Linked DNA regions of Homo sapiens: region 2 is linked to region 1. Evidence: read pairs that join two places in POLR2A ChIA-PET (ENCODE). Cell type or tissue: OCI-LY7. All regions are shown on one strand. Each heading gives the region's core, and the rest is flanking DNA. Links, peaks and the distances in the headings are about the cores only. Region 1 overlaps TMED10 (transmembrane p24 trafficking protein 10). Region 2 holds the start of LOC105370572 (a long non-coding RNA gene).

What was found. ChIA-PET counts read pairs that join two places held together with the same protein. Peaks named below come from ENCODE experiments on the same cell type or tissue, not always from the same donor. Only the 100,000 strongest peaks of a DNase experiment are listed, where the experiment ranks them.
Region 2: POLR2A ChIA-PET joins it to region 1 with 5 read pairs; 5 of 35 experiments call an interaction of 5 or more read pairs at or near these places.

Annotation. Positions count from the first base shown.
Region 1 is chr14:75,135,739-75,152,330 of GRCh38, reverse strand. It overlaps TMED10 (transmembrane p24 trafficking protein 10), which reads left to right. Exons shown (of 5, transcript NM_006827.6): 2 at 188-299; 3 at 4,594-4,667; 4 at 16,445-16,571. Among named protein-coding and RNA genes, the nearest start is that of NEK9, 17 kb to the right of the region's middle. RefSeq lists silencers at 4,331-4,625, 4,571-4,865. In OCI-LY7, for the core only: no CTCF peak of the experiment used is centred there; a DNase peak (open chromatin) is centred at 13,630; H3K4me3 peaks cover 1,107 bases; H3K27ac peaks cover 1,200 bases.
Region 2 is chr14:75,513,221-75,529,812 of GRCh38, reverse strand. It overlaps LOC105370572 (a long non-coding RNA gene), which reads right to left and starts at 13,967. Exons shown (of 3, transcript XR_944037.3): 1 at 13,828-13,967; 2 at 13,160-13,270; 3 at 10,039-12,422. BATF (basic leucine zipper ATF-like transcription factor) reads right to left here and starts at 7,344. Exons shown (of 3, transcript NM_006399.5): 1 at 7,068-7,344; 2 at 4,625-4,729. The coding sequence starts at 7,130. RefSeq lists enhancers at 7,047-7,376, 12,471-12,540, 14,626-15,191. In OCI-LY7, for the core only: CTCF peaks have their summits at 10,684 and 10,883 (motif pointing left); a DNase peak (open chromatin) is centred at 10,902.

The DNA.
Region 1 (16,592 bases), core at 12,683-15,182:
TGAAATTTGCTGTATTTGGATTTAATCTTCTAATCCAGTTTTTGTCTTTGGGGATGGTTGGAACATAGTCATCATAATGAGAACTATCAATTGTCTTTCATAGATAGTGTCTCTATCTTCCCAGTTTCTGTAAGTTCTCTTCCTGAGTGTTATTTGCTGCCTATTCTTACTACTTTTCTTATTTTAGATCACAGATTCTGCTGGCCATATTCTCTACTCCAAAGAGGATGCAACCAAGGGGAAATTTGCCTTTACCACTGAAGATTATGACATGTTTGAAGTGTGTTTTGAGAGCAAGGGTGAGTAATCAAGAGTGTTTCTCTGGATTAAGAATCTTCTCCAACTCTAATGCTCCTTAATACAGTCAGCACTTAATATCTAGTTTCATTTGTATTCTTTATTTATTCTGATTTGGAGACCTGTTACCTTGTAGTCTTTGGAGCACCTTTTAAAAGGTCGACTACATGGAATAAAAGATTGAATAGGTGGAACAGAGAGAATTTTTAGGGCAGTAAAAATATTCTGTATGATACTGTAATAGTGGATACATGTCATTATATGGTTGTCCGAACATTACATTTGGAATGTACACCAAGAGTGAATCCTAATGTAAACTGTGGACTTTGGTAGATAGTGATGTGTCCATGTAGGTTCATCATTTGTAATGAATGTACCACTCTGGTGGGAAATGGTGATAATGGGGGAGGCTATGCATATGTAAGAGGAAGGGGGATATGGGAAATCTTTGTGCCTTCCTCTCAGTTTTGTTGTGAACCTAAAACTGCTCTAACAAAGTGAAGTCTTAAAAAAAAGGCTGGGCATGGTGGCTCATGCCTGTAATCCCAGCACTTTGGGAGGCCAAGGCAGGCAGATCACTGAAGGTTAGGAGTTTGAGACCAGCCTGGCCAACATGGTGAAACCCTGTCTCTACTAAAAATACAAAATTAGCTGGGCATGGTGGCTCGTGCCTGTAACCCTAGCTGCTCAGGAGGCTGAGGCAGGAGAATCACTTAAACCCAGGAGGTGGAGGTTGCAGTGAGCAAGATTGTGTCACTGCACTCCAGCCTGGGTGACAGAGTGAGACTCCATCTCAAAAAAATAAACAACAACAACAACAAAAAAAACTGGCCGGGCGCAGTGACTCACGCTTGTAATCCCAGCAGTTGGGAGGCCGAGGCGGGCGGATCACCTGAGGCCAGGAGTTTGAGACCAGCCTGGCCAACATGGCGAAACCCCATCTCTACTAAAAATACAAAAATTAGCCAGATGTGGTGGTGGCACATGCCTGTAATCCCAGCTACTCGGGAGGCTGAGGCAGGAGAATTGTTTGAACCCAGGAGGCAGAGATTGCAGTGAGCCAAGATCGTACCACTGCACTGCAGCCTGGGTGACAGAGCGAGACTCTGTCTCAAAACAAACAAAAAGGATTGTCTGTTTGCCAGGCAAATGCAGAGAGAAAAATTATGAAGGGTCCTTTTACAAAGGAGACTCTTTAGGGCTATGATGTCAGCTAAGAGGATAGGCTGACAGTTCTATGCAAGAGACTGTATAGTCTGGACTCGACCATTCTGAGAAATGGTGGTTAGGTGATTTCGTTGTGCAAATATTAAGTGTACTTACACAAACCTAGATGTTATAGCCTACTACCCACCTCGGCTATATGGTATAGCCTACTACTGCTCCTAGGCTACAAAGCTGTAAAGCATGTGACTGTACTGAATACTGTAGGCAGTTAGAACACAATGCTATTTGTGTATCTAAACATAGAAAAGATATAGTAAAAATACAGTATTATAATAATCTTATGGGACCACCTTCATATATGCAGTCTGTCCTCGACTGAACTGTCTTCATGTAGTGCATGACTGTACTGTGCTGTGACAATCAGGGAGGTAGTTGGAAGACCTTGTAAGAAAGAAGATATCCTGATCATTTGGACCAGGTGGGGCTGTGAACTGCTTAAGTTTCACAACTTTTTCAATGAGGAAGTACATCTTCCATGGACAATGTCGTAATCAGGATTACACATTGGATTTGGGAGAACAGAACACTCTGGGTGCCACATTTTGTTTTGTTTTGTTTGAAGACTTGTTGTTTTCATGCTCAGAAGACACATGTGACTTGTCTTACTTTGTTCTCAGTCTTACCCTGTGCAGTCTTATTTATATTTCTCTTGCTTTCGAGTTAATCTTTCCAGTCTATCCAAAAGAAGTCCTTTTTTTGTGTGTGTGTGAAACAAGAGTCTTGCTCTGTCACCCAGGCTGGAGTGCAGTGGTGCGATCTTGGCTCACTGCAACTTTACCGGGTTCAAGTGATTCTCATGCCTCAGCCTCCGGAGTAGCTGGAACTACAGGCACGCACCACTGCGCCTGGCTAATTTGTGTATTTTTAGTAGAGACGGGTTTCATCATGTTGGCCAAGCTGGTCTCGAACTCGAACCTCAAGAGATCCACCTGCCTTGGCCTCCCAAAGTGCTGGGATTACAGGCATGAGCCACCGTGCCCATCCCAAAAGAAGTTCTTTACTGTCTTTCAAGCATGCCATACTCCGATTTTAATATCTGAGCCTTTGCTCATGCTTTGCCGTCTGCCTAGAGTACTTTGCCTAAGTCCTGCCTTTAGGTGTTCCCTTTTTAGTGAAGTCTGTCCACAACTACAATCTTCTCTCCTCTTCCCTTTGCTCCATATTGGAATTGTCTGAACCAGTTCCTTTGGCTTAAACTTTTACAGTGCTTTGCATTTTCACCATAGTTGTTTTGTGTATATGTCTTAGATCCCAATTGAATTATTTGAAGGCAGGGATTGTATCCTGGCTTAGTCCATTTTGTGCTGCTATAACAGAACATCGCAGAGTGGGTATAAACAGTAGAAATTTGTTTGGTTCATGGTTCTGGAGTCTGGAAAGTCCAAGATCAAGGGGCCACATCTGGTGAGGGCCTTTTTGCTGTGTCACAATAACATGGCAGAAGGTATCACATGGCAAGAGAATGCACAGGAGAGCAAGAAGGGGCTGAACTCACTTTTATAACAAACCTACTTCTATGATAATGACATTAAATCTATTGATGAGGGCAGAGCCCCATGACCTAGTCAATTCTTAAAGGTCCTACTTCTCCGCCAGGCACAGTGGCTCATGCCTATAATCCCAGCACTTTGGGAGGCTGAGGCAGGAGGATCGCTTGAGCCCAGGAGTTCCAGATCAGCCTGGACAGTATAGCGAGACCCTGTCTCTACAAAAAATACAAAAATTACCTGGGTGTGGTGGCTCACGCCTGTAGTCCCAGCTACTTGAAAGACTGAAGTGGGAGGATTGCTTGAGCCCAGGAGTTCGAGGCTACAGTGAGCCATGATGGTGCGTGCCACTGCACTCCAGCTTGGAAGACAAGAGTAAGAACCTGTCTCAAAAAATTTTTTTTAATTAAATAAATAAAATTAAAGGTTTTACCTCTCAACACTGTTGCATTGGGGATTAAGTTTCCAACACATGAACTTTGAGAGGGGCACATCGAAGCCGTAGCATATCTCTTTAAAATCTCCAGCACAGTTTTAGTACTTAGTGAGTTTTCAATGAGTAGTTATTGAATTGACTTCAGTTCATTTCAGAAAACTTCCAGTGTCTCTCAGGCATCAGAGGGTACAGTACCATTCAGTGTGGCTTATGGTTTCAGGAACCCCAGTGCTTCAGTGGCACTGTTTCCCACAACTTCTAATTTCATGCAGGCAGTTGTAAATTTTATAACTAGGTGAATTCCAGGGGATTGGGGCTGAACAGTTTTCTGGGGCTCCTTGGGTCTTTTCCTTTCTCCTACTTGATGATTTAAGATTAGAATGCTTCTTTGATCCAGCTGAATCAGATTGACTCTTCTAACATGAACTCTATTATAAGAAGCATCCCTGAGATTTGAACACTTAAAGTTGTTTTTTTTTTTTCCTTGAGCTGTTGTAACTCTTTTAAGGGCTTAGTGGGAATAGCTCTATGACATTGTACTCCTACTGAACTAGGCCATACATTGATCAAAATGTTTGAATTAAAGTGGAATATTAGATAAAACTTATGTTCTTTTCAGTACTCAGATTTATATTAAGTAAATCCAAGCTTAGCACATATCCAATAATCCTAATTCATCATGGCCTTCCCTCAAAATTTGACAGGGCAACCTTTTCAGATGTGGAAATACACATTTTCAGCCGAAGTTGTTGCCTACTATCTCTTGATTTATATGCCACTCAATTTCACACTGTTTTGATTTTTGAGTTTTATTTCCCAATTCAATAAGCCTGTGTGGTTTCCCTTCTGTTCTGTTCCTCTGTAGTACCAGTTGCAGTATCTTGTGTCCTTGCCTGCTCAGAGATGTTTGCCAGCAGCATGTTCTTGTTGCTTTCCGGCACCCCACACAGATAGAGGCTTTGTCTGGAATGTTTGTGATTTTAGCCAGAGCCAGGAATTTTCTGCAACTGAGCAGGGGGAGGAGTTGTGGCTGTTTCCCTCTATTGAGAGGGTAGGGGTTCTGTAGAGGGAGGGCGGGCGGGTGGGTGGGTAATTTCCCAGAATTTTAAGTATTTCACACAATGATTCCTTTGATTTCTTTCTCAGGAACAGGGCGGATACCTGACCAACTCGTGATCCTAGACATGAAGCATGGAGTGGAGGCGAAAAATTACGAAGAGGTATGTCCTGCTCTAACAGCCAGAGGAGGCAGCAGTGTGCTATGCTGTGAGGTTTCTGTGACCTCGGCAGGCCAACAGGCTGTGCTTTGCCCAAAGGGCTGTGGTTTCTTAGCAGTCTTGTGACAGCCAGCCATGATCTTACTGATACAAAAAGTGGTATTAACAGCCTTAGCCGGGCGCGGTGGCTCACTCCTGTAATCCCAGCACTTTGGGAGGCCAAGGCGGGTGGATCGCCTGAGGTCAGGAGTTCGATACCAGCCTGGTCAACATGGTGACACCAAGTTTCTACTAAAAATACAAAAATTAGCCAGGAGTGGTGGCGTGCGCCTGTAATCCCAGCTAGTCTACTCGGGAGGCTGAGGCAGGAGAATTGCTGGAACCTGGGGGGCAGAGGCTGCAGTGAGCCGAGATCGTGCCACTGCACTCCAGCCTGGGCGACAGGGCAAGGCTCCATCTCAAAAAAAAAAAAAAAAAAAAACAGCCTTGAAGAATAATTCTGGCTGTGCTGTCAGCCAAAGACTGAACAAACTGTCCCACAGAATGTTGGTTTGATAAAACACTGAAGCATATGGCATTAGTTCTCTTGAACTGTGTGTGTGTAGAGAGAGATATTTTAAATTTTTTAAAGCTGGAATTCAGTTATTTGTTAATGCCCAAGGTTAAGAAAAGTGATTTGTTTTTAATTCCTAAGACTTTTTCCCCAAGACCAACAGTTGTATATCTATCTATCTATCTATCTATCTATCTATCTATCTGGGGCATGGATTCAGTGCTGTTTAGTCTTGAACAACTGTTTTGTGTTTGGGAAATAACAATAGTCAAAGATAGTTTTTAGTTAAAATAATTTCAAACTTTCAAGGAAGAGGGCAGGATGGAGGAAAAAGCTGCAAGAGACTAGGAATGGTGATAATAGAAATTTGATGCTGATAAGAAGTTATTTATTATAGACTAATAAAAACTGACACTTATTTGGGTGACAGGGAGATGGAGGTGTACACAGAATGAGGAGAAGGACAACAGCCTTTTTCATCTCTGCGAGACTTGGGGGCAGCACAAAAGGGTTCTTCAAATGAAGGGCACCTTTGAAAAACCACAAGAACTATTTAAGACTAGATAATTGATCTTTACAGAAAGATAAGAGTATTTTTACCCAACAAAACAGTACGTAAGGGCATGAAGGAGGAGTGGGGTACAGGAAATAGAATGGGCTTTTGAAGAATGCAAACTAAGTAAATGAAGGAAAATTGGTTTAAGTGATTTAGGAAAATTGTCTAGGAATAGTGGAACAGAAGTTGCTCTCTCTTTGGACAGCACTTTGGAAGGGAAATATCCTAAAATGGAAGAAGATTGGAAATGACTGGTTAATTCTGCAACAGGAAGTAGTACAACAGTTGCAGCTCTTTCCTTGTTCAAATCCTCAATTGAATGAAACTAGGTAGCGTTATTTAGAGGCAGTAAATAGGAGCAAGTGATACAGTTGTGAATGGGAGACAGTTTCCGGTAGAGAATTTTCAATTGTTTGTTTCTGTTTCCAGGCTAGTTTAATTTAAATAAATAAAACAAGAAGACCTCTTTATTTGATGAACTTGAGTAAATTGAAAAATTTTTTTAAACCTTCATGATTCAGAAGAATCTTAATTATATTTAAATAAGATTATGTTAAAGTGCTTTTATAAGATATAAAACACTAGGGAGAATGTTCTCATTATTATAAGGTAGAAGAATAGGTAAAATGATTTCCAGTTTGTGGTTACTGCTTCTGTTCCCGAACTGTGGACCATTCTCAGTTGAATTTGTACTCTGTGGAATTTTACCTATTGTAATCTTTTTCTCCAACATGATGCCTGTCATTAAGGGTATTTATTTATTTATTTATTGAGATGGAGTCTCGCTTGGTTGCCCAGGCTGGAGTGCAGTGGCGGGATCTCTGCTCACTGCAAGCTCCGCCTCCCGGGTTCACGCCATTCTCCTGCCTCAGCCTCCCGAGTAGCTGGGACTACAGGCACCCATCACCACGCCCAGCTAATTTTTTGTATTTTTAGTAGAGACGGGGTTTCACCATGTTAGCCAGGATGGTCTCGATCTCCTGACCTCGTGATCTGCCTGTCTTGGCCTCCCAAAGTGCTGGCGGATTACATGCGTGAGGCACCGCGCCCAGCCCAAGGGTATTTATTAAATAACAACACATCAATGCCCTATTAGACAGTAGACATAGCTAGTTCCCCTCAAAAACAGATGACATTATTGTGGGTTTATATAAAGAATGCTTTGGACACAGCTGTCGTATAGCATTTTAGAACCCCTATACCTCCTGGAATTTCCATCATCCTTGGACTTTATAGACATTAGGAAAGGGGCTTTATCTTTCCTGACCTTTTGCTTAACCCAAGAGGGGAATCCCTAGCCCAAAGAAAACCACGGTGCTTCCTTTGCCTGCTTCCTGCTTCAGACGTCTGACATGTCCTAAGCCTGCCTTTACGCATGTAGTTACAACACAGCTCCAAGGTTCTGCTTCTTAACCAAGAAACTCCTCCCCACTACTTTCTTTAACATCTATCCCCACCCTCCTGCCCTTCACCCCTGCTCCCCAGCAGCAGACCAGATTGATGTAGAGGAGGAATGGCTATGACACAGTCCGAAGACCAGCCCTTTCTTCAGTCTGCAGCAAGGCTGCCTTGAACCTTGCTTAGAAATGGCTGTTAGCTGGCAGGGCACGGTGGCTCACACCTGTAATCCCAGCACTTTGGGAGGCCAAGGTGGGTGGATCACCCAAGGTCAGGAGTTGGAGACCAGCCTGGCCAACCTGGCGAAAACCCCATCTCTACTAAAAATACAAAAATTAGCCGGGCATGGTGGCGGGTACCTGTAGTCCCAACTACTCGGGAGGCTGAAGCAAGAGAATCACTTGAACGATTTAATTTCAGGCCCTTGAGATAATGGAGAGGCTTTATCTCCAGAGGATTTGGAATCTTTGGCATCAGCATTAAGATTCGGGAATGTGGCATACTTCTTTAATTTTCATGTCCAACACATCTCTCCCTCATATCTGTGGACTCATAATTCTGAAATCCCATGTGGTCCTGTAAGATTGAATAGTAATTGTACCACACTACCTACCTAAATTGTTATTAATTAATCCATGTGAAATTGCTATGTAACACAATACAAATGTAAGATGATATTATTTGGAAGACAGAATGCTTGTCATACTGTGAAGAAGCATTAAGTCTTGTTGTTTGAATTCTTTAAAGAGAAAGAATGCCTTTGTCCTCGGAAATAAAGCACTTTTGATTTTGATTTCTTGCATTTTATTTTATGAACCTCTGACCACTGTCTCACTTCTGCCCTTCAGAGGGTGTATCTTTGTAGATTCAGGATGTGAACCGAGCCACTTCTTTTTAGTTTGTCATCTGTGAACTAGAGCAGTTGTTTGTAGGGACTTACTGTCTGTGCAGTTGGGAGAATGCAGGCAATTACTGTCCGACAAAGAAGGAGCTATCTGACACATCTTCTAACTCCTGGGCTGTGTGTCCCACGAGTAAAATACCGCTTTGCCTAGGCGATTCTATTTGTCTGTCATTTGCTATCAATCTATATTCCAAAAACACAGCTGCCCTGGTTGGAGCAACAGCTGAAGACTTTCCAAAAGTTCTGTTTCTCTGAGTGCTCTCAGGAAGGAGGAACTCTGATTCCATGTACTAGATCCAAAGTCCTTTTTTTTTTTTTTTTTGAGACAGAGTATCACTCAGTTATTCAGGCTGTAGTGCAGTGGCGTGATCTTAGCTCACTGCAACCTCTGCCTCCCGGGTTCAAACAATTATTCTGCCTCAGCCTCCCGAGTAGCTGGGATTACAAGTGTGCACCACCACACCCAGCTAATTTTTGTATTTTTAGTAGAGACAGGGTTTCACCATGTAGGCCAGGCTGGTCTCCAACTCCTGACCTCAAGTGATCTGGCCACCTCGGCCTCCCAAAGTGCTGGGATTACAGGCATGAGCCACTGTGCCAGCTCTGTTATGTTTATCTTGCTTGTGTTAGACTAGATGGTCTTCACATTTATTGCTGTGCTCCTGGAGTTGGTGGGGGCTGTGGTGGGAGGCATGGAGGCAGCAAACTACTTTGACTGAATTTGTCTTGTCACAAGAAGCTTCTCTCTTGGATCTTGATGCTCCACCAAGGAAAAGAATTTAGAGATTCCCTAGAGGTTAGATTAACACCTCTGTTTTAAGAAGCAGTTTTTTCAGAGAATTAATACCTTTTCTTGGTACAGTTACATATAACTCTGTGAACTCTTTAGATTCAAATCTTCATTATAATGGAAGATTTGGATATGGTTTTAGAAGAGTTTAATTTTACTGGTATTTTGGAGGTGTTATACAGAAAAAGGCTTTGTAACTTGTAGCTTTTCCAAACAGTACCTACCATGACCAGTAAGAATGATGTTAATAGATATGGTGGTAGAGAAGGCTTTCTCCTAGGCGGCGGGCCTCATGAAAATAGATGCAGGCTGGGCGCGGTGGCTCACACCTGTAATCCCAGCACTTTGGAAGGCTGAGGCAGGTGGATCACCTGAGGTCAGGAGTTCAAGACCAACTTGGCCAACATGGTGAAACCCTGTCTCTACTAAAAATACAAAAATTAGCTGGGTGTGGTGGCAGGCGCCTGTAATCCCAGCTACTCGGGAAGCTGAGGCAGGAGAATCATTTGAACCTGGGAGGCAGAGGTTGCAGTGAGCCAAGATCGTGCCACTGCACTCCAGCATGGGTGACAAAGCAAAACTCTATCTCAAAAAAATAAAAAAAAGAAAGAAAAAAAATCAATGCAGAGTGCTTTTAGTATACAAGAAACACTTGCTTCAGGGGACCAGCAGCACTTAGCTACTTTGAGAAAGTTGGCTTCTTTGAAGAAGGCATAGAGTGGGCAGAACAGGTCAATTACAAGTGTTTACCAAGTCTCAGGTCTTTACGACTATATAAACTATAAATCATTTTAATTTCCTTGAGTTCAGGAGCCAAACTAGTGTGGAGGGACAGGATAAAAATAAAACAATTTGTGAATATGACAATATATGATTGAGTGTTAACTGTGTGACACAGTATGTGTTGTAGGGCTTCAGGGAAGACAGTGTGGACAAGAGTGGTTGAAGGAGGCTTTCAAGGAGGCTTGAAAGATAGGTCAGATTTGGGTACAGAGAGCATAAATGCTTTTGGAAGTCAGGGATTCTGTTCTCGAATTTTACAGCAGAGTTTGGCAGTTTAAATGCTGTGATCACCCTGGGTAGGGAGTTAAGAGACCATGGTACTGTTAATTTTGGTTGGACACCCAAAGGGCTGAGTAACTTTATGGAATCTTTAGTTTCCTCATTTGAAAAATGAGGGACTCACTGCAAAATGAAGCACCTTGTAACTATAACATCCTTTGATTATTTAACAACTACATGCAGCTTGCCAGGGGGATATCACCCCCTATTGGAGAACCTGTGGTGCACATTGTCTTACAGACTTGGCAAAACATACCTCATGCTTCCAGTGATGAAGGAGAGTAGAATAGAATACCAGCCTGCCTTCATGAAACATGTATAATTTGGCATTTTTACAGATACTCTGAACAGTTCAATCAACTGCTTACAAGAGCAGAACAACAGAAAGTGGGAATTTTGATATTGAGGATTTTTTAGCTTTTTGTACTGTGATATAAAGCCTCAATGCTATGTATTGAATGCTTAGTCCAGAGCAAGTAAAGAGCGTCTTCTTGAGAATACTTACCATGATTTGTTTTAAAATTTTACTCTGTTGCCCTGCAAAAATAATAGCAATGGGAAACCCAGGAAGTTTATTAGTCAAACTTTATTAGTCAAGCAAACAGGACAACTTATATAGATCCTTGTGGCCTAATATAGCTTGTTCATTTCACCTTTGATTCAGGAAAAACTTAGTATACTCATCTGGTTTTCTTTATTAAATTTCTAGTACTTACAGAATAAACTCACATAGACTTGGATTCTAATGCCAACTGCACCAAGCTGTGATACTTTGGGCAAATTATTTAATACCTCAGAGCCTTAGTTTCCTCATCTGCAAAACTTAAGGATAAAAATATTCACCTTATAGGGTTACGAGGATTAAATGAGATTACAAAATATACTACATTGTGAGCATATATGAATGGCTCTGATTCATTATACTACCTTTTTCATCCCCTTCCCTAATTTAGTCTCAGCCTAACTTTTGAGCCTTTTATTTGCTATTATCCCCTACCCTCCCCAAGCACAAGTGTGTGGCAGTTATGTGTGTACATGCACACATACCCTATAGTCTAGTTTCTAGCACACCAGACTACTTATGTCTAGACTATTCGTAGTTGCTAAACATGCCTGCACTTTACTCCCTCCGTGTTTTGGTTTACAGGTTCCCCTCAGCCTTGAATGCCCTCTCAAAAGTCCTGCCCAACTTGTGAGACCCAGCTCACCCACTTCCTGTTAAGCTTCACTTTGTCCTCCCAACTAGAACTGTTTTTAATGTGTATTTTTTGTTATAGAAGTTACTACATAAAGCCATATATTATGGTTATAACTTACTATATAAGCTGTGAGAGCTTAAGATCATAACTTACCTTGGTACCTTGCACATAATAAGAACTCAGAAAAAAACGTTAAGGCCTTAAAATGTTTAAAAAAAATCAAGAAACTTTTTTATATTTGTTTTAAGCTGGTAATAAAAGTCTATTGTTATATATTCTTGCAATAAAGTTTTTTTTTCTTTATTATTATTACTACTTTGTAATAGAGATGGGGTCTTGCTGTGTTGCCCAGCCTGGTCTCCAGCAATCCACCTGCCTTGGCTTCCCAAAGTGCTGGTATTACTGGCATGAGCCACTGTGCCCTGCCTGCAGTGAAGGTTTTTTGTTTTTTGTTTTAAACCACTGACTACTACTACTACTTCTTCATTTATTTATTTTTTTGAGACAGAGTCCACCCAGCCCAGGCTGGAGTGCAGCGGTGCCATCTCAGCTCACTGCAACCTCTGCCTCCCAGGTTCAAAGGATTCTCGTGCCTCAGCCTCCTGAGTAGCTGGGACTACAGGCATGCGCCACCATGCCCAGCTAATTTTTGTAATTTTAATAAAGACTGGGTTTCACCATGTTGGCCAGGCTGGTCTCAAACTCCTGGTCTCAAGTGATCCATCCGCTTCAGCCTCCCAAAGTGCTGAGATTACAGGCGTGAGCCACCACACCTGGCTAATTTTTTTCTTTTGTAAAAATAAACAGGCCAGGCCCAGTGGCTCACGCCTGTAATCCCAGCACTTTGGGAGGCCGAGGAGGGCGGATCATGAGGTCACAAGTTCGAGACCAGCCTGACCAACATGGTGAAACCCTGTCTCTACTAAAAATACAAAAATTAGCTGGGCGTGGTGGCACGTGCCTGTAATCCCAGCTACTTGGGAGGCTGAGGCAGGAGAATCTGGGTGACAGAGCAAGAGTCCATCTCAAAAAGAATAAACAACAGAAATTTATTTCTCATAGTTCTGGAGTCTAGGAAGTTCAAGATCAGGGTGCCAGTGTGGTCAGGTTCTGGTGAGGGTCCTCTTCTGAATGCATACTGCCTCCTCACTGTGTTCTCACATGGAGGAAGGCGGAATTACTTTCCTTAATAGCATTTAATTGTTAAGTCCGTCAGATTTTGGTGGTTTGAAAAGATCTTTGTTCTTTGATTTCCTCCAAATATTATTTGGATTTCTAGGTTTAGATTCAACATAGAAATATATCCATGATTGTTGTTTTTTACTATTGAGTATCCATGGTGTACTAGGTGTTTGGAATGGCAAGCTAGATTTCAGTACTGTTTTAGTCTCTTGAGATTTCTTTAAGATTTCTAGATTTTAAATTAGTATCATGAGTGAAGGTACTTATTAGGCAAAAATGGCTTCTAGGAAATGAGACCAAAATGAGACCTTCATCCCACTAATGAAGGTCTGAAAATAATTTTCTGGATGAAAGATGGGATTCAATAGATTTTTTTTTTTTTTTTTTGAGTCGGAGTCTCAGTTTGTCTCCCAGGATGGAGTATAGTGGCATGATCTTGGCTCACTGCAGCCTTGACCTCCCAGGCTCAAGTGATCCTCCTGCCTCAGCCTCTCGAAGTATTGGGATAACAGGTGTGAGCCACCACGCTTGGCCTCAGCAGAGATTTTGTTGAGGAAATAAAATCAACTTTGAAGATAGGAATTTGACTGTTTGGTTATGAATAGAGGTGTAGAGTCTGAAGTAGCACCTGTACTAGAAAAGGGGTTGGGAATTGAATGATTAACTAAACAATGTGGAATACTAGCTGTGTGGAATGCTGTGCAGCAGTTAAGAATAAGATGAATTGATAAGCACTGACATTTTTGGAAAGATCTTACTAAATGGAAAAAAGCTATAGAACAATGTGTGTAGTATGCCATTTATAAATAGATTTTAAGTTATATTTTTCTGTGTACATTTACATACAAAAGCATAGTGTCTCAGAAGAAAAGGTGTGGAAAGATAATACATCAAGTTTATAAGCATCTTTACCTCTGGAAAGCAATGTGGGAATTGAGGAACCATGAAGGTAGACTTTTGGTTTATATTCTCTTTGCTTCTGGATAGTTTAAATTTTTAGCCAAAGAATATATTTATGTGTTGGTTGTACAACTAAAAAATAAGTTTTATTACTGGAAAGGGATTGGGAACAGCTTGTGGGGGGCTGTAATCTACAAAAGCCATCTTCAGTACCAGGTTTAATTCCATCATTGTTTTTCGGGTTTTAGGTCTCTGGACTATTGTCCTTTAACAACAACAACAACAAAAATAAAAAAAAAAAAAAAAAAAAGAAGCAAAGGCTGTGGGATTCAGTAGGCTTTAAAGTAATTTTTTTTTTAATATCATTTTCAGCTGGCAGAGGCACAGCCATAGTTTCACTTCCAGTTTCTTTTGCAAGTTTCTATTTAGGGAACTTTAAATAATTTATCTCTAAGAAGTATCATGCCATTTCCTTTATACTGTCTCATTTAGGAAGCTCTGAGTGGGGAAGTATAGAGCAGGAGGGAAGATGTTAGACTAAGGTTCAGCTTGTATAGCTCCTGTATTTTTCTTGAGGAATTTTTTTTTGTTCTGCAGCTCTATATGAGATCAATGAACAGATATATATTCTGGGTTAATGACAAAACCTGGCATTTGGCCATTCACTTAGGAAAGTTAGCTCTGTGCATTAACTATTGGTTAAATCTTACACCCAGAAGCTGTTCTGCAGTTACCAGTCACACCGTTAACTCTAGCCAACATTTTACAAACGCAAGAAAATGTGCTTCTGGTGAGAGAAAACTGTAGGTGTATCATCGCAAGTCTATCACCATATTTTTATGGACCTTAAATATAAACTCAATTTTTACATCCCAATTTTAACAGCAGTTTGTTTTATTTTAAATAACTTTTGTTCATCACACATTTAGTGAAGAATATAATAAGAAAACATAAAATAAATGCCTCCTATTCATCCCTTGTTAACTGCTGTTAACATTTCACAAAGAAAAGGACAAGGACAATGAATTGAACAAAGGAGAGAAAAAAAAGTGGGCCATAGGGAATGTACAGTAAATAGGGAGTAAAGAAGCAGATATATAAACAGAATTATTAAGGCCAGGTGCAGTGGCTCACGCCTGTAATCCCAGCACTTTGGGAGGTCGAGGTGGATGGATCACCTGAGGTTAGGAGTTCAAGACCAGCCTGGCCAACGTGGTGAAATCTCATCTCTACTGAACATATAAAAATTAGCTGGGTGGGGTGGCACACACCTGTAATCCCAGCTACTCAGGAGGCTGAGGTGGGAGGATTTTTTTGAACCTGGGAGGCAGAGGTTGCAGTGAGCCAAGATCATACCACTGTACTCCAGCCTGGGCAACAGAGTGAGACTCCATCCTTAAAAAAAAAAAAAAAAGAAAGAAAGAAACAGAATTTTTTTTTTTTTTTTTGAGATGGAGTCTCGCTCTGTCACCCATCCTGGAGTGCAGTGGCACAATCTCAACTCACTGCAAGCTCCGCCTCCTGGGTTCACGCCATTCTCCTGCCGCAGCCTCCCGAGTAGCTGGGACTACAGGCGCCCGCCACCACGCCCAGCTATTTTTTTTTTTTATTTTTAGTAGAGACGGGGTTTCACCGTGTTAGCCAGGATGGTCTCGATCTCCTGACCTCGTGTTCCACCCACCTCGGCCTCCCAAAGTGCTGGGATTACAGGTGTGAGCCACCACACCCGGCCAGAAACAGAATTATTAAAGAATTCTCTATGTGGAAACTTTAAGAGCAACTGGTATGTAAAAGTTTTAAGATCTGGAAAGCTGGCCGGGCATGGTGGATCACGCCTGTAATCTCAGCACTTTGGGAGGCCGAGGCAGGTGGATCACGAGGTCAAGAGATCGAGACCATCCTGACCAACATGGTGAAACCCCATCTCGACTAAAAATACAAAAAATTAGCTGGGTGTGGTGGCGCACGCCTGTAGTCCCAGCTACTTAGGAGGCTGAGGCAGGAGAATCACTTGAACCCAGGAGGCAGAGGTTGCAGTGAGCCAAAACCACACCACTGCACTCTAGCCTGGCAAGAGTGAGACTCCATCTCCAAAAAAAAAAAAAAAGATCTGGAAAGCTCTGGTGGTGTATCTCATTTTAAAGCAAAGCATAATCTAAGACTGATAAGAAAAAAACAATAATGACATCTTTGCTGGTGTGACAGATGCCTCTAGTTATTAGATACTCTTAAGAGTTTTCTTAGGGGTCTAACTTGAGAGCAGAAGACAGTTAATTTCTTTCTCACATCCTTCATTCCTCAGCATACAGGGAATTCCTTGAAGATTTCTTTTGATAACTGGCTGTGTCATTCTAAAAGAAAAAAATACATAAAAAATTCAGTGCAGTTTTCTCACATCTGAGCTCTGATATTAAACCTTAAAGTTGTTGTAGGATTTATATGAACCAGAATTCTCTAATTGTGTATTTTGAATTATTACTTTAATGCTATAACAACACATGCTCACATTCCTATGTACTGTCAAAGGTTTAATGAATTTAGTGGTTTTTCTTCTAAAACCAGGTTTGACTTAATATGACTCCCACATTTATTGTATTAACAATAGTTTACTTCTTAGACATGAGTGGAAGTGCAAAGTAAAGTGCTTTACTAAAGTCAAAAATCAGCTGGGCATGGTGGCTCACACTTGTAGTCCCAACACTTTGGGAGGCCAAGGCGGACAGATTGCTTGAGCTTAGGAGTTCGAGACCAGCCTGGGCAACATGGCAAAACCCCATCTCTAGAAAAAGTATAAAAATTAGCTGGGTGTGGCAGTGCATGACTGTGGTCCCAGCTACTTGGGATGCTGAGGCAAGAGGATTGCCTGAGCCCAGGAGGTCGAGCCTGCAGTGAGCCAAGACTGTGCCACTGCACTCCAGCCTGGGCAACAGAGTAAAACCCTGTCTCAAAAAAAAAGTAAAAAATCTTGAGACAATAGTATATCTTACTTTATAGCCTACGGTTATTATATTACTTCTAAGATTTTAGTCAAAATTAAAGTATCAAAAAAGGTCTGAAATGGAAAGATATAGTCTATAGGGAAAGAAAGAAGCCCAAATTTTAAAATATGTTAGGATGATTGATAGGAGAGAATTTAAATCTGGTGAAACTTTAAAAAAGACTTCTCTGTTGCCTTCTTTATGTTCTTGACTGAAGCGATGTTTTCAGAGAGCTGAAAATATTCCATTCTTTTCCAGATTGCAAAAGTTGAGAAGCTCAAACCATTAGAGGTAGAGCTGCGACGCCTAGAAGACCTTTCAGAATCTATTGTTAATGATTTTGCCTACATGAAGAAGAGAGAAGAGGAGATGCGTGATACCAACGGTGAGGGGGAAGGCGACTCTT
Region 2 (16,592 bases), core at 9,474-11,973, 380 kb before region 1:
GATTAAGGCGTGAGCCGCCGCGCCCGGCCCATTGTTCATTTTTCTTTTGGGTTGTTAATCATCTCCTATTCATAAGAGCTCTCTCATATAGTAAGTAAACATACCTTTTTTGGTCATATGTATTACAGATATTTTTCCTCAGCTTGTCATTTGCCTTTGATTTTGCATACAGTATTTTGATCTATAAAGAAACTTTTACTTTTTATGAATAAAAGTAATGTATATCAATCTTTTCCTTTATGGCTTCAGGGTTTTATGTTTTATTTAGAAAATAATTCCTCATTCCAAGATAAATTTTTAATGGTTATTTGTCTTTTCAAGTTTCTTTAGCTTCCTTTTTTTAAAAAATTTAACATTTACCATGTTGGCCAGGCTGGTCTCGAACTCCTGACTTCAAGTGATCTGCCCACCTTGGCCTCCCAAAGTGCTAGGATTACAAGCGTGAGCCACCGTGCCCAGCCCATTTTGTATTTATACTTGTGTCCTAGGAGTTGAAATATGTATTTGGGTCTTAAAATCTGAATTTGTTTTTGGGTCTGTTTCCATATTCTATCCTGTTCAATGTTCTGTCTTTTCCACATTGTTTTGATTTCTGTATTTGTGTTTCACTTTAATATGTTGGTCAGTTAATCTTTTTTCATTATACTTCTTCTTTAGAATTTTCCTGGCAATTGTCATATGATTTTTTTTCACTGGAAACTTAGAATAGCTAATCTAGTTCTTGCCCAAATCCCAGAAAACCCTATTGGGTTTTTTATTGGGATCTCATTAAATTTATCAATTAACTTAAGGAAAATTGCTAACTTTACATAAGGTATATCTTTCCAATTATTTGAATCTTTTAAAAATCATTTAGGATACACTCTTCATAATTTTTGTTAAATTATTCCTTCCTTCCATTTGCTGTTGTCATTGGTATTATAAACAGGATCTTTCCTTCCATTAATTTCCTAATTGGTTATGTTTTGCATATAGGAACGTTATTACATTTTGTTTTAATTTTAGAAGCTGACTGCATTCTCTTATTATTTCAAATAATTTTTCAGCTGATTATCTTAGGTCCACTTATTAGCTATTGATATCTTTTAGAAACTAACTGGTCAAGTTATGCCTTTCTCTTTTTTAATCAACATCTGTACTATATACAATGAACCCTACAGTTGTCTGCAGGAGAAAAGGAACTAAGTGTGCAGGGTGCTTGTGTGAGATGCTCAACAAAAGGAGAATTAAAACAGAATTAGATTGTTTGTTGATGTCACAATTACGAAAGGAATCACCGATCCATTTTATGTCAGAGATAGTCAAGGCCAGGGATTTATAACACAATCATAAAAAGAGGCTCTCTCCCTACTCTGTCAATTTTTAAAGCAATCGATGTACAGTGTCTTGGTGCCAGCCATTTATAGGATAGATGCTGAAAATGTCGAATAGTAAGCATCCCACACTCTCACTAGAGGAACAAGATAATTGTTTCAGTATTTTAAGGTTGATAATAGTGACAGCAGTTGAAACTAAGAAAACATACCAGTATATATGAGGCTAGAACCCTAATAGGAATGTGGTCCTTTTTTGATATGGTACTCTCAGTAGCTCCCAAACCCTCATCTGTAAAGCACTGGTAGGCGAGGCCTATGGCCATGTCTGAGGGCCAGAGAACAACCCCAGCATGTGGAGCCAAGCATGGAAAGGAGTCAAGGGCAAACCACACACTGAGCCCTGACACTGGTGGTAAACCAGAAGACTTTTCACCTGAATCTCAGACATAATTAAGAGGATAATGGATGGAGAAGATAGGTGATTGTCATCTCGGAGGAAAGGAAGATGTCAAACCACAGCTAATTTGATGTAGGGCAGATTGAACACGTTGCTGCCAAAAGCTTCTACCTGAAGCCAAGAAACATAAGTTGCATTGGCAGCAGTCCGCAGGCTTGCTGCATCAACTCCGCTGCGACCTACTCATTGGGCAAAAGGTAAAGACGATGCTGTGGTGCTCAAAAGAAAGCAGTGGAGGAGGAATCTGTGTTCAGATGTGGGGAAGATTGGAACATTCTAGAAACTGAGGCTGGGGTGTGGCTATGGATATGTTGACTATATGACTTGGGGCTCTGTGGACCCTCAAGCTCTAGAGATTACCCTAATGTCACATGACTTGTATAATTAGATGAGCTGACTCTTTGGGCTCTGACATTTGTCTTGGAGAGGGAGAGAGCTGATTCAGTGCTGAAAGCCTTGCCGCAGCAAAGAGACATCTGTGTCACCCTCATTAATACGTTCCCCAAGGGTTTGGATGAAGACCAGTGAGTTGAATTTACAGGGAGACAGGGGTGCAGCTTAACATAGGAAAGACTCTTCTGTTCATAAATTGGGAGAGAGGAAGATCTCCAGCCCTAGAAGTGACCAGGCATACAATGGGACCATTGGCTGGAGGTGTTGCAGAGAAGTCTGAAGCATCAAACTTATGTCTAAACTTTCTAGCCTTTAAGAAACCTTTCAACCCTGAGCTTCTGTGATTAAATATACACAAAATGTATATATGTTTTCATATATATATAAAATGTGTGTATAATTTGTGATTATCTTGCTTCTTATGATAATTATTATTACTCTTATTATACTTAAATTTTTGAGTATTTATGAATGACAGGCATTGTGTTGGGCTCTTTAAATGTACGATCTGTATAGGGTAGTTATTGTCATTTTCCATTTTCTAGATAAGGAAACCAAGCCCAAGGGAGGCCAAGAACGTCTCTGTCACACAGATAGTAGGCAGCAGGGCTGGGATTCAATCCCTGTTCTGACTGCTGAGCTGCCGAACTATACTTACATTCCACTTAAGAAAACAGGTACACACTTAAAAAGCTTACAGCAGTTTGCCAGTCTGAGGACATTGTCTACTTGTACACAAGGAAGATTTTATCCTTTTAAATTTTGATTGGTCTGTTTGCTTGCCCTAAAGAATAGTGAATCAGAATCAGACTCTGATAGAGAAAGAGGTAAGGATCATAGATGTTCAAGCTTAAGGTGGTAAACCAGAATGTGGGGACACAGTGAAATCATGGAGAACATACAAGCAGCAGGGCCACCAAAAACTTGACATTCAGACTGTTGAGCACAGTTAGTACAGACTTTCTGTTCATTCATTCTTTCCAAAAAGTTAACAAATAGCTGTGAATTTAATGTTAGTGTGCAATGGAGTGTAAGCTGAATACATTTCAAATAAAACCCAAGCACCCAATCAGAGCTGTTGGTGCAGTCTGCTCTGTTTCCTTGTAAAGCTGAAAGATGCATTATTTCCCCTAAAACTACATCTTACTTACTTATTCTTGATACGGTTAACACAGCCATTCTAACTGGCTGATTATCATGCTAATCTTCCAGATAAATACAAGCTTATTGATTTTTGGTGCCAATTGCACTTTTTCCATGGAAAGGAATTGCTAGGCTATTAGAGGTAAGGGAATGTTTCTGGAGCAAGGGCAGGAAGGTAGAGTTGCTAGGGAAGGGGATGAGGGGATGGAGAGAAAGGAACTAGTGAAGAGTTGGTTGAACAAGAACCATACTGGGGGCAGAGTGAAGAGAGGTAAGGTGGTAAGGTATGAGCAATGGGGAGGAAGCAGTACTTTATAAGGGGCACAGCCAGAACCTAGAAACACCATCTAGGGCCTTGGCCACTGGCGGAACTGCAGTTCAGCACTGCTCAAGGCCCCTGGACCACTCAAGACAGAGGTAAAAGCTTTCTCTAGAAAAATTTGGGACTAGAGGCAACTCAACTAGGATGGTGATCATCCCAGATAAGGGCACTTGAAATTGCATCTTTCATAGACCCCTTGGGATACCATTAAAGACAGAAATTTCAAAATAAGACTTTAATAATGCTCTGAAAAGAGGAATCTGGTACAGCGCCCTGTGAATTTCCTTGTGTCAAATGCAGGGGCATTTGGGTCTCTGCCAAGGGATGCGACTATGTGTGGTCCTTGCACTGCGAGACAATGGGCCGTCCCCAAAGCACTTGATACCTTCTAAATTCTTTCCCAATACAGCTCTGCCTTCTCCCACCCCTTGAGCCCTCCTGGGGTAGAAAGGCCCATTTCTCTGTTCAGCCTCCTGGCCCATTCCCTGCTACAGAGCCTTCTATTTTTTTTTTTTTTTTTTTGAGATGAAGTTTCACTCCTATCACCCAGGTTTGAATGCAATGGCGCGATCTCGGCTCACTGCAACCTCTGCCTGTTCAAGTGATTCTCCTGCCTCAGCCTCCCAAGTAGCTGGGACTACAGGCATGCACCACCATGCCTGGCTAATTTTTTGTATTTTTAGTAGAGACGAGGTTTCACCATGTTGGCCAGGCTGGTCTCGAACTCCTGACCTCAGGTGACCCACCCGCCTTGGCCTCCCAAAATGCTGGGATTACAGGTGTGAGCCACCACGCCCGGACTACAGAGCCTTCTTAAAGCACTCTCACGACAGCTTCCCTTCCCTACCTCACCCCACGGCCCTCACCCTCCACTAACCCACCCCACATACACATCCCCACACAAGCAGAATCAAAGCTATGGTCCAAGGGTTCCCAGATGGCGGAGGGCAAAGCCTAAAGCTCACGAGGATGAAGATTGATCTGAACACTTACCAGGTGCAGGGTGTCGGCCTTCTGTGTCTGCCTCTGTCGGCTCTTCTGGGCGGCAATACGATTTTTCTCCCTCCTCTGAACTCTTCTCACATCATCAGATGAGTCCTGGGAAGCAGAGACGGGGAGGATTACATGGGTCTGCATCTCCCTTCTGAGTGAAAGCAGGCTCTGGTGGTGTGTGGTATCCGTCCAGCCATCCTTCCATGCCTTCGTCTCTGCATGAACCCTCCATCCCTCTATTTACCAAAAGCCTGCACCCGAAGGAGAGCTCTTCTCCATGCCTGCTTACACATTCCCAGGTCTCTGACTTTTTTGACCAATAGCTACAGGAAAAAGAAAAGAGAACTTGAGGACTCAATAGAGCTGTATTTGGCCAAAAAAAAAAAAAATGGTTAAGGCGATGAAGTGTGTTTTATCACCTCTCCTCTGTAGGGCTGCTCCACCCTCGCCCTCTCACTTTTTGGCCTTTAGGCTCTTCTTGCTGTTCTTTTAGCTGTTTTCTTTTTTTCAGACTTTGTTGAGTGCCTACTATATGCCAACCTCTGGGCAAGTGTTCTTTCAGAAGTGCTCTTGTTTAATTCCCCAATGCTGTGAAGTTGATATCATCATTTCCATTTTATATGTGAGGAAACTGAGGCTCTAAGAGTGTGCCCAAGGACTCCTGGTCATCTGAGAGTGCTACATCTTCTGGTGCTGAGCCCAATGGCTTTCCAAGACCCTTCCCCGCTAGCTACTCTGCACCCCATGTGGTCTTCTGCTGCATTCCTGAGCTGAGGGTGCATCCCAGATCTGCCTCCTCTTTCCTTCCGTTGTGCTCAGCCACTGTGACATTCCCCATGGCCCCAGCACAATGCCTGGCACATCAATGCCAAAAAGAACGTTAATGGTGGAGGTGACCTGGCTGTGGTGGGCAGTAGATGGGTGCTTGGTAGGATAAGGGGATCTTTGGGTGTTCTCTAATTACACCCAGAGAGAGGCATGTCCTGTGCCTGGGCAGAGAGGTTAGCTCCAGTTCTCTCCCAGATGCTGCAGTGTAGGTGTAGGAGTCCTGGCAACTCATGCCCTGTTCCCTTCCACGTCTCCCACAGGCTAGAGGGGCACAGATCCAAGGGCAAAGCTCTGGGATCACTAAGTACTGGGCTCACCAACATGTCCAATACTTTCAGGCCTTTGTGGTAGGAGGTCATTGGCATAGATAGGAAGGAAGTGCTCTTCCTCTAAGGGGGATGGGGCACCAGGTTACCATGGAAGCCATGAGTAATTTCCTTCCTAAGAAAAGTACAAACTTCCAGGCAGTCAGAGCCACTCTGACACCATCTTGAGCAGCAGACTGGATTCTGTGCCTTCTAGAGGTCTCCACCCAGACTCATCCCAGCCTGCTGCTCCGTTATTAGAGGCTTAGGATATACGCCCTGTTCAATATTTATATACTTTTATTTTGGCTGCAGCATTTTGAAAACCCTTGTGGATATCTGTGCTAAGGAAAGAATGAAGTTTTTAAACTATGAAGGTTGAGAAAATTTTAACCCACGGATACATGTCGGATGAGAAAGAGGAGGGCTTCCTACAGCAAGGGATGTCAAGAGTGTGGTGCAGAACAAAACCCTAGAAGCTGTGAGATGGGCAGGGCACTCCTTTTTTGGTAATCCTCAAGCTAAAACCTTTGGACTTGGAAGTCACAATCTAGACTCCAAATGCTCCCACAATCCCTATCTCAGTCTCTCTGGTTTCCCCAGAGCTAAGATGAACTACCAGCAAATGTCTTCCAACAAATTTCCAGAGCCACCTCCTCATTCATTTCCTTGCTCCTATCCAGAAGCCACAAGCAAAGAGATATTGGCTGGACCTCTAGCATCTCCCCTTGCTGGCTGTGCTAGCAACAGAGGCAGTGCCCCAGTAGAGAGATCCTTCTATGCTAGCCTGGGTTTCTCCTCCTCCTCCTCCTTCTTCCTCTTCTTCTTCTTCTTTTTTTTTTTTTTTAACTTTTCCCTAACCCCTTTTCTCCCCTTCCCTATTGGCTGTCTCCTGGGAAACTGCATATCTAGGATTTGAGCTGTGCATGCCAGCGGCCCACTTGAAAACTCCTCTCACTTTTCTACAGCCTTGGAGAACAGTAGACTCTTTTCTCTGCATTCTTTGATGTTCATCCTCCTCTTTGCTTCCTAGAAAGCTTTTTAGGGTGGCAACCCCAGTGAGGCAGAGGTGATAGGCAGCCTTGGAAAATGGAGAGAAAAAGGGGCTTTGGCAGAATGGGTGGAAGGATGAGGATCTCTGCCAATATGCACAGCTTAGTAGCAAATTCCATGTCCTAAGTCTAACAGAGTGCCCGTGCAACGAGCCACTTCCTCCATCCTCAGCTCCCTGGGCAGGACAAGGAAGCCTGGCTCTCTTTCCATCCCCCAGGAGAATCAGAAGGTAGGAGAGAGAAAAAGGAGGACTCTACCTGTTTGCCAGGGGGAGGAGAGCGGCTGAAGCTGGAGTCACTGCTGTCGGAGCTGTGAGGCATGGCTGAAATCTTCCGGGCTCTCACACTCAGCCCCAGGCACCTCTGGGCTCTCTTGTCACCAGCTGGGCTCCCTTCCTGACTTCTCCTGGGCCACCAGCCCACCACCCCCTACAGGTGCCTCCTCTGCCTGCCCTGTAGCCACCTCTGACCCCTGCGTCCTCCTCACTCTGGGGTGCAGAGGGACTGCTCCCCAAAGGGACATGTCGCTCGCTTTGGGGCTTGCACGCTCTCTCTCTCTCTTGTGGTTTCTGGTAACTCACGCTGGAAGTCACATGGGCGGAAACTTCAGCGAGTTAGAAGTTAGAGAGAAAAATACATATCTGGGAAAAGACCTACAGAATTATGTGAAAGAAAAAAAAATACAGATACCTTCCGACAGTTTGAAAGACACAGCAGCCCTCTTCAATTGATGAAGATAAAAGAGAAAAACAGCCCAGGCAGGGAAAAACCCCAGCCAGAATTAGCAAGTCCGTCTTCTGTCAACATGGGCAGAGAGGAGAGGACAACCAGGAAAATGTTTCCATTGTCATACGACTTGATTTTTAAACCAAAATAAAGCAAAAACACTGGGATTTCTTTCTGGTTTTCAGCCGAAAGCAGCTGCTCACCCATCTTGTCTTTCCTCACCCCTTAAGTCCAGCCAGCCTCGGGGTGGTCTGGAGATAAGACGATCCAAGGGTATTCTCCTTTCCTGACCATCAAACACAAGGGCTGTGGGAGATCAGAAAGCCACAAGGGAGGTTCTAGAATTGCTGCTCTGAAAGCCTATTAAGCGCCTGTGCTGCTTGGCAGGGAGCTCACACTCTTTAGAGAAAAGATGCCTTCCATATTGAGCAGCTCAAGACAGGCCCTGAATCTTTATGATTCAAGGTCACCTGGTCAGAACCCAGAATGCAGAAACAGTTAAAAAAAAAAAAGAAAGAAAGAAAGAAAGAAAAAGTGAAACAAATACTACACTTGGAGTCAGACCAACCAAGATTTAAATTCTGGTTCTACCACTTTGTATGTCTGTGGCCCTGGGTAGCTCACTTGAGCTATGTGACCTTCATTATCTTCATCTGTAAACAGAGGATGATAAAACCTGCCCTGCCTACCTCTTAGGAATGTGGCACAAAGCAAATGACAACGCGGATTAGAATGCCCCGCAGACTCTGAAGTAAATGACCGAGAGGGTAAGTGTAGGGTATTCCCAGCCTTGCCATGAGCGCATTTGTAGGGTTCTCAGTGATCAATTCAACCCTCACCTGGGCATCGTGGCTTTTTCAAAAGGCCTTACCTTATTCCCAGTATGGCTCGAAGCCAAACATTTGCCTTATTAAATTTTAGGATTGACAGGAAGTTACGGCTCCTAGAGGATTTTTGTATCCATGAGCTGAATTTCTAGACTAAGACAATATTGCCCTAAGGTTAAATTAAGTAAGACAAAATTCCTTTCCTATGGAGGAAAATAAAGCAGGGTTGGAGGTTAGGGAATTCTGGGTGGTCAGAAGGGCCTTGCCCAAAGAGGGGATACCTGAGCAGAGATTCGAAGAAAGAGAGGGAGTGAATGGTGAGTGTCTCAGGGAAGGACATTCCAGGACCTGAGGTGGAAGTGTGCTTGAGTATTGGAAAAAGAGCAGGGGGGCCAGGTAGTTGGATATCAGAGGCAGCAAAAGTGGCAGGCGATGAGGTCAGTGAGGTAATGGCCCGGTCAGGGAGGGCCTTAGAGGCCAACATCAGGATTTTAGCTTTCATTCTGAAAGACACAGTGAGCCCATGGAGGGTTTCCCCTTCCACCTTCATTCTTATCCTCTACCTCAGCTACTATTCATTTCTCCCATAGCAGTTACCCAATTTTATACTTATTTTATTCGTTTACTGATTTATCTTTTTCCTGTTTCCCTCAATAGAATGTTAAAACCATTTACACCTTTATTAATATATTCAACAAACGTTCATGGTGCATCTACCATGTGCCAGGCACTAAGTACTGAGGATACAGTTAGTAAAAAGAAGCTTGACTTTTTGTCTAAATGAGATAGTCTATCAGTGTTCGCTGCCCAAAAAACTACCAGAAACTTCGATGACTCAAGCCATTTATTTGGCTCATGAGTCTGTGGGTCATCTGAAAGGTTCTTTGGGGATAGGCTGGGCTAGGCTGATCTCGGCTAGGCTCGGTCATGTGTCCTCAGACAGCTGGTAGGTTGGCTGATAATTGACTGGTCTGGCCTGGCTTTGCCTTGGGCATTTCTCCTCCACATGGTCTCTCATCCACCAACAGGCTGGTCGGAGCATGTTTATTTGATAGTGGCAGGATTCCAAGAGTAGGAGCAGAAGCATTCGAAGCCCCATGGAACCCAGGCTCAGAGCTAGCACAGAACTCAGAACCTGCCACATTCTATTGGCCGAGGAGAGTCACAAGGCCAGTTCAGACTCAATGAGTTGAGAAACAGACTTCACTTCTCGATAGGAAAAATTTAACTAATTGTGGCAATTTCTACAATCTCCTACAGATGAGAAGCCATTGGAGGTGTCAGAGCAGAGGAGTGACATGATCTGACTTAGGTTTTTAGAGGATCTCTCTGGACACAGTTGAGATTTTACGATAGGGGAGCAAAGTGGAAGCAGGGAGATGAGTCAGGATTTCAGTATTGGATTACTGCAACCATCCAAACAAAAGATGCTGGCAGCATAGGCCAGTTAGACAGTGATGAAAGTGGTGAGAAGTGGGCCCTGTAAAAACCAAAGTCTGTGTTTCTCTTGTTTATAGTCATATGCTCAGTACCTAACAGATGCCGAGTAAATGGTTTTCAAACGAATGAATGCATAAGTGAATTCACTTTGCTCTTCATTTATGGCACTTATGACCTGCATTATCCTAGTGTATTGAAAGCCCTTTCAGGACAATAATAGTCATATTTATGTTTCATTCGGTTTAAATTAACATTTATTTATCACCTATTACAGAGCAGAATTCTTAAATATGAATAAGACAGAGACTCTGCTCTCACAGAAAAAAGAAAACATAGTCAAATAACCAAACAGGTTATTATAAATGTTACAAGCGTTCTAAGTATTACAGCGTATGGATGAAGTTCTTAGCTCTTTGAACATCCTATCATTCAACAAGTAAACACTTGTTGAATGAATGATTGCTTGATTCTGTCATTCCCAATCAATGTACTGATTTAATATTTAACAGAGACTAATGAGAGAAATGCAAAATTAGTTTTTACATAAAAAGACGGGTCTTATTTAATAGTATTAATTATACATTATTTTTAAATATTTAAGATTAAAAAATAATAAACACTTATGTAGCCACCATTAAGCTGAAGAAATAAATTATGAATAGAGCCGAAGCTTCCTTCATCCCTTTCTAATTCCGCTTCCTCCCCACCCCAGGTAACCCATTATCCAGATGTGGGGTTTATCATTCTTATGCATTTTTCTATACTTGAACCAAACCTGTATGTATGCCTAAGCAATATATAATATTGTCCTGCAGGATTTTAAACTTTTTACCTTGCTAATATTTTTTATTTGATTTTCAGCATTGTATCTGAATGGTAATGGCAAGGTTTGGGATATACACATCCCACTGATGTTATCCTGGAGAACTCCAGGAAGCTACCAAGTAACAGTTATAATAAAACTGGCATGCGCTCAGTGAACATCAGCCTAAAGCCTAAAGATAGTATTAAGGTAGTGGTTGCTGGATACTACAAACCCTTATGCTGACAGCTGGCTGATATAGGGCCTGGTACAAACTAGAAAACAGCGCCACCTCTAGGTAGGCAACCTCATACCAAAGCGTATGGCCTGGCAAGCCCTCACTTGACCTCTCAGGTTGGAGCCCTTGAACAGTGAACAACCTGCACAACTATACCTAGCATCCTTGCCATATGCTACTTACTGTGTACCGGGAATAGTATATGAATTGGCTCCATTTAATTCTCATGACAGTCACAGGAGGTAAGCACCGTTTCCCCACCTCACCCCATTTTATGTATGTGGAATATTGAGGCACAAGGAGATTAGGTAACATTCCCAAGATCATACAGCTAGAAAAGTCACTGGAGCTAGGACTCAAACTCAGGCAATTTGGTTCAATGCTTATAAGCACCATGCTCTACCACATCTCATTTTAATCTTCCCCAGGATTCCACAGAGCAGGTATCATAATTAGATTCTAAAATTTATATGCAATTAAGGCACAGAGAGTTCGATCATTTGCCCAAGGTCACACAGTTAGCAAGTGACAGAGTTGGGAGCAGTCTAACGTATTCAAACAGTAGACAACTGCCAAGATGCTACTCAGCTCCAGGCTGTCATTAGAAGAATGCCAAGAAATAACCATACCTCCAAACCTCCTGCCCTTAGATTACTTTATTAGGCTTGGAACCCTTGTAATTGCTGTAATAATTACTAGGAACTTGGATATAGCTGTTTTACTTGGTATAAACTTTCTGGAAACACGTTCAGGAAAAAATTCAAAAGACCACTCCAGTTTGAAATAATGAAGGGTGGGGGAATGTGGGGCGGGGAGGGTCACATGCATTAAAATGCCTTAATTGCCCTAAATTTTTAAAAGAAATATAGTTGGAATACTTTGGGATAAAAGACTCCTCAAAACACTCTGTGCATTTATGGCATTTTAAGAATAAAGGTAGGCTGGGTGCAGTGGCTCATGCCTGTAATCCCAGCACTTTGGGAGGCCAAGGCAGGCAGATCACTTGAGGTCAGGAGTTTGAGACCAGCCTGGCCAACATGGTGAAACCCTGTCTCTACTAAATATACAAAATAATTAGCTGGACATGGTGGCGCACTCCTGTAGTCCCAGCTACCCGGGAAGCTGAGGCATGAGAATTGCTTGAACCAGGGAGGCGCAGATTGCAATGAGCGGAGATTGCCCCACTGCACTCCAGCCTGGGTGACACAGCAAGACTCTGTCTCCAAGAAAAAAAAAAAAAAAGAGTAAATGTAGAGCCTCCTGTTTCAGCTATCTATTGCTACACAATGAGTTACCCTAAACAACTTTAAACAATAAGCATCTATTATCTCACACAGTTTTTGAGAGGCAGGAATCTAGGAACACCTTGGCTGAGTGGTTCTGGCTCAGGATCTCTCATGAGGCTGCAGCCAAGTTATCAGCTGAGGCTCTGGTCATCTGAAGACTTGATTGGGACTGGAAGATTCATTTACAAGATGGCTCCCTCATATGGATGTTGGCAAGACATCTCAGTTCCTCCTCACATGAGTCTCCCCACGGGGCTGCCTGAGTGTCCTCCCCATGACATGGCAACTGGCTCCCTGGAGAGTGAACAACAAGAGAGAGAAATAAAGAAAGAGAGAGAGACAGAGAGAGAGAGAGAGAGAGAGAGAGAGAGAGAGAGGAGTTGCAGTGTCTTTTATGACCTAGTCCTCCATCTTTGTTCTACTCTTGGGGCCGGGTGGCATGGCTCATGCCTGTAATTCTAGCACTGTGGGAGGCCGAGGCAGGAGGATTGCTTGAGTCCAGGAGTTTGAGACCAGCCTGGGCAACATGGTGAGACCTTGTCTCTACAAAAAATTAGCTGGGCAGAGCTGAGGTGGAAGAATCACTTAAGCCCAGGAGGCGGAGGTTGCAGTGATTTGAGACTGAGCCACTGCACTCCAGCCTGGGCAACAGGCTGACCTAAAAGAAAAAAGTAGAATGGAGCACTGAGTCCAGCCCACACTTGAGGGGAGGCAAATGAGTCTCTACCTCTTAGAGGGAGGAGTATTAAATAAAGAATTTATGGACTTAAAATCACCATATTCCCCAACTGATTTCTGAGGAGACATTTAGCTGGATGTAAGCAATATGATATGAGGTCGAGGGGGAGTTGAGAGGCAGCATTCTGGTCCTAGCTTTGCCCCCAATTGACTCTGAGATTGTAGGAAGGTCTCCTTCCCTCTCTGGGCCACTGTTTCCCCAGGTGTAAATTTGGTGGGAGGGAATGGCAGAGAGGAAGAATGCTAGAGTCCACTTTGTGAATCTCAGTTTGGCAGAAGGAGGAAAACCCTACCTTGTTCTTTCATGGTTCTATTTCCTCTGGTTGAGAGCAACAGACCCTGCAGCCAGCCCGGTCTAGAAGATATCAGCAAGAGACTTCACCTCTCTATGCCTCTTTCCATACCTAGAAAACGGGAGGATATCACACCACCAATATCATAGGGTCGTTATAAGGATCAAATGAGTTAATGTTTGTAAAGTTCTTAGAATAGTCTCTGGTACATGGGCAATACAATATGAGTTTTTAACTTAAAAAAAAAAAACCTTATACTGCTCTAATTAAATATGGCCAGCACAGAGTCCTGCAGCAAGCTGCTTTCATGAGTAGATTGAAATGATGTCTAATTAGGGGTGACACAGCTGACAACCCATGTAGCGTGGGTTCCCACCATTCAGCACAGCCCCTACTCCCTGCCGTGCCAAGCAAATAACCTTTTAGTTGCTGGATCTTGGGGAGGTGGGAAGGGGGTTGGTGCCAAAGGAGGGGAAGGAGGGAGGAAGGAAACTCCAAGGATTTAGGGAAGCAGCTACTTGTCAACCTCTATTTCAGCGTTTTAATACCAGTGCCTATTGGATCATCCTTGTTCAAAATCAGCAGCAGGATATACTGCACATAAATGGGTTCTTAAGGTAATTGAAAACATATTTTTTAAAAGTGCAACAAACCTGCTATATCCTTACCAGTTCAGTCCCCCTGTTCCTTTGCTATTCTCAGTGCCAGGACAAATAGAAACTTCAGTCCAACGCCTGGTGAATCTGCCCACTTCAAAGACTTCGAGATCTAATTGCCTGCTATTTTACAAGAGCAGAGATGCTCTGGCCCAATCGTTAAGGAAACGAGAGCAGAAGAACCACGCAGAGCAGAAGCCTCCTGGGAGTCTGTGGTGTGGCCCCCCTGGCCAGGCTCACTGCAGAACGGAGCACTTCTCCTTCGTGAGAATCATTTCAGAAGTCAGGCTTCCTTCCCTGGAAGGAGATGCAAAATCTCCCAAGGCCAGAAAGAAGATGGGAAATTCTAGCTTGGGACTTAGCCTCAGATATTCCAGTGTAGGTGGCCTGGTGCGGGCCTGAGCGTGGGCGTCTTTTAAAAGCCCCCAACTGGCTCTGACACAGCGATTTGATGGAGGAGAAATCCTGCAGCGATTTCTCCAGTAGGGGGCAGTTTGTGGCCTCAGGGTCCAGCTGGGCTTCTGGGCCAAGAGGAGTAGACACAGCGGGCCCTCTTTCGTCTCCGTTCTTTCTTTCTCACCTGCCTGGGGGCAGAAAGGAGCCGGGCTCCCTTGGCCTCATTAGCACCAACGGACTCCCGCTCTCTGAGGTTAACCAGCCCCGAATCTGTTCTCATCATCCGCCTTGAGCTCGCACTTGATCTTTTTGGGTTAACCCCCCAGTTCAAGTCATCAATGCATGCCAAGCAAGAGCTTGTGAAATGCAGGAAGTGTGAGCCGGTGCCCTCGGCGGCTGCCCGGGGCCGCTGGCGGTCTGGGTCTTTCGGGGCCACAGTGGGTTGCTTTCCCTCTGCAAGGCAGTTTCACTTTCCTAGAGCGCTGGCCCTGCATTCCCCAACAGCCCATCATCTAGTTATTAAAGATGAAACCCAGGGAGAAGAAAGGAGAATCTCCTGAGAGTACATGCAAATGTCCCCAGGCCCCCAGGGGCCCCACGCAGAGGGGGCTTGAGGCTGGGGGTGGGCGGAGGCCTTCGGTCTGTGTCGCCTGCCCCACCAGACCAGAATTCCCAGGTTATCCCCACTCCCCTGATCCACTGATACTAAACTCACTCTTTTTTTAATTTTTTCTGAGTTCCATCTGAGCGCCCCTTTGAGGGCTGACAGTCGCCTTTAAAGGAGTTGGCTGCCACTATTTAGTTATTTGAGCTAAAATAATAAAAATCCCCTAGCCGCTTTAATGTTTTTTTGGTGGAAAAAGCACACATGGTACATCTTCACTGCTCAGAAGATGGCTAAAGGGGATTTTTCTCAAAGTTTCCCAAACAAGTAGGGAAAACATTTACCTGAGGGCGGAGCCCTCCAGTAAGGGGGCCAGAGTGGGTGGCCAGGTGATGAAGGGGAAATCCCGCGGCGGAGTGGCCTACAGTCCAGCCCTCTCAGGCTTTGCAGCCTTGGAGGAAGCCTCTTAGGAGGGGTGTGGCTGCGCTTCATAAGGCCAGCCCCAGAGGGTTAGAACACATTTCCTCAACTGTGGCACTCTTGACATTTGGGGCGGATAATTCTTTGTGGCGGTGGGCCATCCTGTGCATTGTAAGATGTTTAGCAGCTTCTCTGGTCTCCACCCACTAGTTGCTGGTAGAACCCCAAGTTGTGAAAATAAAAAAATGTCTCTAGAATTGCCAGATGTTCTACGGGGAGGAGAAGCTAAATCGCCCCAGGTGAGAGCCACTGGGTTAAAGAACATGCATCCAAAGCTCCTGTTCTCTTGGTCAGTCTGGGCCTGGTGGCTGCCTTATAAACCCCCTTGAAGCTCAGGAAATTTCCGGATAGATGCACTTTGCACCACGCAGCTTCTGGGTCCCCAGGTTGTTGACCTACTTCAACCTGTGGGTATGGCCATGCTGATAGCACATCCAGCCAGCCACTGGCAGCAGCCGGAGTGGGCATCAGAGCTGCTTCCTGCAGGGCCTCCTCTTCCTGCACCTTTCAGACAGTAGGAAAGGGAGTGAGGCCTCTCAAAGGTTGAGAGAGAGGCCACTCCATTTTTCAGTTTCCCATCAGATTAAAAATGAAGATATATCAAAATAAGGTTAACAAAAAATATGGTATGTTTTAAAAGTAATGTACTTATACTACAACCAGAAAATGATGGAATTTATATGAGTATTTAATTCCTGGGTCTCTGGAGGTGGTAGCATCAATAAATGGAAAGTAACTCAAAAGCTGGGTAAATCTCCTCATCTCTCAGGCCCGGCTAAATATCTCAGGCTGGATATACGGCCTCACTGGAGTTAAGTGCTTTGAAAATGTGAGGCCTGAACCAAATGACTTTTCAGCATCCTTCCCTCACTCACTCAACCCTGACAGCATACAGAGAGAGACATGGTCAAGGAGGAAAGCAGGAACACGAAAACGGCCTCTTAGCTTTGGGTTTCAATATGAAATCCAATGTTCTGGCTCTGTCGCTTCATAACTCTGTGATCTTGGACAATCACTTAAAACTCTGTGCCTCAGTTTCCTCATCTATATAATGGTGCCACCTCATACCACTGAATGTATTTAAATTGCTTAGTGCAATGATTAGTGCCTAGTAAGCATACAGTGCCTATTAGCTATTACTGCCGTAATATTTGTTTTATGTAACCCATATAAAACTGGGATTATCCAAGTAGAGTCTCATCCAATAGAAATATTGAAAAAAAGAGAGTAAGACCGGATGGGGTGGTGCACACCTATGATCCCAGCACTTTGTGAGGCTGAGTCAGGAGGATCACTT